Regions from separate parts of the Mus musculus genome. Here region 1 is linked to region 2. Evidence: chromatin loops called from intact Hi-C (ENCODE). Cell type or tissue: heart. All regions are shown on one strand.

Region 1 (2,500 bases), 80 kb before region 2:
GAGAAGTATAAACAGTAATGGTCAAAACTGGAGATGTGTAAGGTTGGTGGTACCATAAAGACGTAAATGGCAAATGGTGAAGCGGTGCACACTGAAGATCAAGGGGACACCTGTAGACCTGGGAAGGGATCCGGTGTAGATAAGCCACTGAGAAATAAGCAGGAACACTAAAGACTTGGTGCAATAGTAACAGCCAGGAAAGGCTTCTGAGAAGACATGCCAATAAGCCATTTCCTACCTGTCCCTCAGAGGAGGGAGATAGGTACCAACTGATTTTTCCCCTACGCACATGAGTGTTTCTAGTAAGCCCTCATTTGGCATTCAGTACATCTTTATTGACTACCACTCTGGGCTAGATATTACAGAAAGGGAGGCAGCTATAGGAATAGACAAGGTTGAAGTCAAAGGGTTCTCCTCCATCTTTCCCAAATGTATTCTACTAACTCCTGTTTCCCCGTTCTTCTGCCTTGATTCTACATCTCGGATGGAAGACGCCGGAGCCACCTAGTAGTGTTTCTGATGAACAAGGCTTCTAAGGCTGGGCGCGCTTTCCCTTACCTGAATGCTTCTGCTTTTCCCTTCGTGTAGAGAGGGAAAAGAAGTCCTGTTGTTACTTTTATGTCTTTGAAATGCAATTGTGTCTACATTTTTTGGTTTTTCGAGACAGGGCTTCTCTGTGTAGCCCTGGCTGTCCTGGAGCTCACTTTGTAGACCAGGCTGGCCTCGAACTCAGAAATCCGCCTGCCTCTGCCTCCCGAGTGCTGGGATTAAAGGCATGCGCCACCACGCCCGGCTGTGTCTACATCTTTTTTGTCAAGCTTGTTGGTCTGTGGTGCTGGAGCCAACTTCCTTCATTATGGTGATGTAAAAGTGACAGGCAGATCTGTGCCCCTCCCCTTTCCTTCATAGCTGCAATGTTAGCCCACTCCATAAATCGCAACAGCTGAGACCATCTTACTGGTAGAAATATTTCCATAATTTAGACCACTCAGAAATTTGTCAGAGAGCTATTAATAAGGACAAGATCTCTTCTTGAAATCCTGGCTTCGGATTTTAAAAGCAAGCCAACCAAATCTTTCAGACGTCGCTGGTAGGCCTTGTTACTCTCAATCCATTGTGTAGAGTGCTCTCTGGCAGCTTTGCAAAACAACTCTTGGAAGGGGCCTAGAGAAAACTGGAATTTCCTAGAAACTCACTTTTTAATTCAGTCCGGTGCCAACACCAGTGAGTGACAGCACTCGCCTTATTTGCATATTTAAGAGCGGGTTTTGCTCTATTCATTCATTTTCTTACTCTTGTTTTTAAACTGAATTTGTATTGTATATAAACTGAACATATTATTAGACTGAATATACATAATATATATTAAAATCTGTGTACACAGAGAAAGAGAGACAGACAGACAGACATTTTTAAAATTCAACCTTCAAAACCTGGGGAATATCCTGGGATTTAAAGCATCCTTGTGGTATGTGTGAGAATGTGTCAGTCAAACTCTAGGTGGCGCTCCACATCCGGCTTGGGAAGCAGGGCAGGGAGCGTGGCCATAATGAGACCTAAAGGACACAGACTTGGAAGGAAGCTTTCCGTGTGGGGGTGGAGGGTGGGGTAGAGCAGGGTGCGTACTTGGGTTTCATTTGGGGAAAACAAACAAAACACCGTATTGCAATGTAAGTTAGTTTTAGATTTCTATTTGGGGGGGGGGGGGGAGGTATAAAAATATCCAACTTGAGCACCTTCCTTCTCACCTCCTGGACCGGGTCAGTAACTCTTAAGTACTTCTTCATTGCGATCTATCCTGGTTGTAACTGTTGAAGTATTTGTTGTAACGTTTTCCTGCTGGGATTGTAATTCCCTGAAGTAGAGACCTCCTGGCTATATTCAGTTATGATGTTTGGTTTTCATTCACATGCCTCCTGTTTCATCCATCGGCTGCTCTCATTTGGTCACATTTTTGTCTGCTGTTCCTCTTCCCACGGGCAGGCTCTTCTCTCTGCCCCATGCCATTTCCTCTCAGCCTTCTTGCCCTCCCAGCCTAGATGCGCGACTCATCCCCACCCCGCCCTCTTGGATCATGAGATTTAAAAGTGAAGAAACATTGATGTGAGACAATAAAAGTCTAAAAATGGTCTGTAAATAGACTCAAGATTCAAAGTAAGATAACTCAAGGGCAGGACAAAGGCAATTCTATTACTGCAGAAGACCAAGGATGCCTCCTGTTCATTTCTTCCTGAGCAGGTGCTATGCCTCCGGGAGTTGGCATCTGAAAGCTGAAGGCCAGCAAAGCCCTTGCAGATGAATGGTCTGGAATAGGGACAATTGGCTGGTGCCATAAGTGGTGTCTTGGTTCGCTTCATTAAACTCCTGGACACTAGAAATTCCTACACTTGAGGACTTTCCCTAGGTTAGATCCTGACCCACTCTGTATTTGCAAGCCAGAGCTGTTGTGTCTGCCTCTTTTCTTCTCTCTTCTCTCTCACCACTCCTCCTTCCCTTCCCT
Region 2 (2,500 bases):
TCCTATTGTGCTGCTTGTGAAGTGTAAGGTTTCCTTAACATAAAATGAGATTTGTTGTTGTTGTTGTTGTTTATACTGAAACACCCTGACATCACACCCCTTTCTTTAAGCAGTGATATGATTGCTCTGTTGAAAAATAAGGCGATATTGAAGTTTAGGATAACTCTCGCTCAAATAAAATCAATCCTAGTGATAGGTTTAGAAACAAAGGAATCTTACATGTCTGCTTCTGCTTTCTTTGTGTTCTTGGAGGGGAAACTTCGGGAGCAGTGTGCATGAAGAGGGGATTGTTTTTGTGGAGACAAGTCTGGTATTTCAGGAAAATAAGAAAGTAATAACAGATGTAAAGTCAAGGTGAGAAACAGCGCACCCTTCTCCCTCCTTCCTGCCCTCCCGCTTCAAGTCACGTTCCATCTGGAATACTTTAGACCGTTCCCCAACATTTTACTTACTGAAAATAAAACCTGGAAATTTTGATCTGCTTGCCCTCTGTTTGGGACACTAAGAATTAAGCCTTAGTTCCCGTGATTTACTTAGAGAGTGAAAACTAATAAGAACTCAAATACTTTGTACATTATAGGCTCGAATATATCACCATACTCAACTTTGTTCTTGACAAATGACAGTTTCTACTTCACCCCTCCCCCCTCTTACCACCCACCCAGCTGGGTTCCATTTCTTCTGTTTTACCCAGTTCTTCAACATTCCGTGCAGTCAGAGCCTACTTTTCCAGATTAAACTCAAGAGTTACTCAAACAACCACAGGTTCTCTTTCACTTGAACTCAACATACCAACTTAGCACACAAGGCTCCAACAGTAGACTTTTATCTTTCTGAATGACTCTGAAATTATTACTTGCTATAAGGCACATCAGAGGCTGGAGAACACTGCTTCCTTTTAGAGTCTTGCAATAGGCTCTTTCTCTCTGCACTTGTCCCACACTTGTTCAGGAACAAGCTGCTTTGGCTCTGCTTCGAAGACAGCCTGTCTGTCTCCTGGCTTAGTTCTCCAGATCTCATGAAGAGAGAGATCTTCTCCAACTTGGTGCCAGGGCCTCTACTTCACACATTGCTCTTGAAGGCCACTCAAGAGAGCCAGTAATCTCACACGAGGGTCTCAGACAGGATAGGAATCAATGGGTTAGTTTCTAGGCAACCAAAAAACAAGTGAGGCACTAGGCTGTGGTGGCACATGCCTTTAATCCCAGCACTTGGGAGGCAGAGGCAGGCAGATTTCTGAGTTTGAGGCCAGCCTGGTCTACAGAGTGAGTTACAGGACAGCCAGGGCTACACAGAGAAATCCTGTTTCGAAAAACCAAATATAAATAAATAAACAAATAAAAATTAAAATAAAAAAGAAACAAGAGAAGCTGGTAGAAATCAGCCTATGGTAACACTACTAAAAGCATCCATCTTGTTGGTTCTCAGTAGTGGTGGTACTGCCCCCTAGAGGCCTTTTCAGAAATGCTTGGGTACACTAGCTTCCACACTTGCAAGGCATACTCCTTAGCCTTTCACAGAGTGGGATTGCTACATGCCTTAAAAGGCAGAGTAAATAAACTCTAAAAGGAGGTCAAATCTTCACTCTTTAGACAACCCCCCGGCCCCCGCAAACAGTCATATAAAAGAAAAATTGTCTGCAACTACTTGAGCCTAACCCTAAATGTTACTTCACATAGAGACACAAAGTATTTAAAACACTCTTAAAATATGCTGAAATTTCAGAGTAACAACCAACCAAAAAGCAAAAGAAAGATAGCTTGGCTTTGTTAAGATCCTTCCCAGTGAGACCCATTTGCATTTTGGAAAGTGATGCCCACAGCTACCAGGCTCCACTCAGTCTTGATTCAGCTGGACTGTAAAACCTATTTGTCTGCATCTGTAGATGTCACAGAAATACATCCTAAGAGAGATCTAAGGCTTGCGTGTCTTAAAAGATGGGACATTTTTCTTTGATATTTTGTTGCCTCCCTAATCCATGTCATAACATTGAGAATTATTTTGACATTACAGTTATAAACACGGACCAGCTCACTTGCAAGAGTATTTCCAGACTTGGAATTTATTTTTCATTGACATTTTTTCCATACTGGAATCAGAAGACTTCCATCTTCTGACTATCGGAGACCACGCTGCCCAGCATGTGGATGCTCTGCCAGCGATCAGTTCCTTTGGTCCTTGTACCCATGCCTACTCTCCTGTCTCATTTCACCAAGCATCTGGTACAGGATGACTTGTGGCCTCCTGGACTGCACTTACTCACTCTGAGTAAGTGCAAGCGTATAACCACTGTGTTGTGTCTTCAGTATCTCTCTGTCTGTGTATTTACATATGGAGGCACACGTGATTTTTATTACGTTGTTTTCTCTTGGTTGTCCCTCTTCTAACAGGTATTATGTTATAGGTGGATGACTTCGGTTACCTCTGCGCCTTATTTTAGGGTTCTGTTATCCTTCTGTTGTTGTGACAAATACCTAGGCAAAACCATTTACAGTCTATG

The links. Peaks named below come from ENCODE experiments on the same cell type or tissue, not always from the same donor. Only the 100,000 strongest peaks of a DNase experiment are listed, where the experiment ranks them.
Region 1: a loop joins it to region 2, with 2.9 times the contacts of the local background. A loop is called at or near these places in 11 of 42 quality-filtered maps.

What each region holds. Positions count from the first base shown.
Region 1 is chr10:120,666,202-120,668,701 of GRCm38, reverse strand. No RefSeq gene overlaps it. Among named protein-coding and RNA genes, the nearest start is that of Gm35062, 21 kb to the left of the region's middle. In heart, a CTCF peak has its summit at 1,490 (motif pointing right); no DNase peak of the experiment used is centred here; H3K27ac peaks cover 116 bases.
Region 2 is chr10:120,586,321-120,588,820 of GRCm38, reverse strand. No RefSeq gene overlaps it. Among named protein-coding and RNA genes, the nearest start is that of 4930471E19Rik, 49 kb to the left of the region's middle. In heart, a CTCF peak has its summit at 1,448 (motif pointing left); no DNase peak of the experiment used is centred here; H3K27ac peaks cover 394 bases.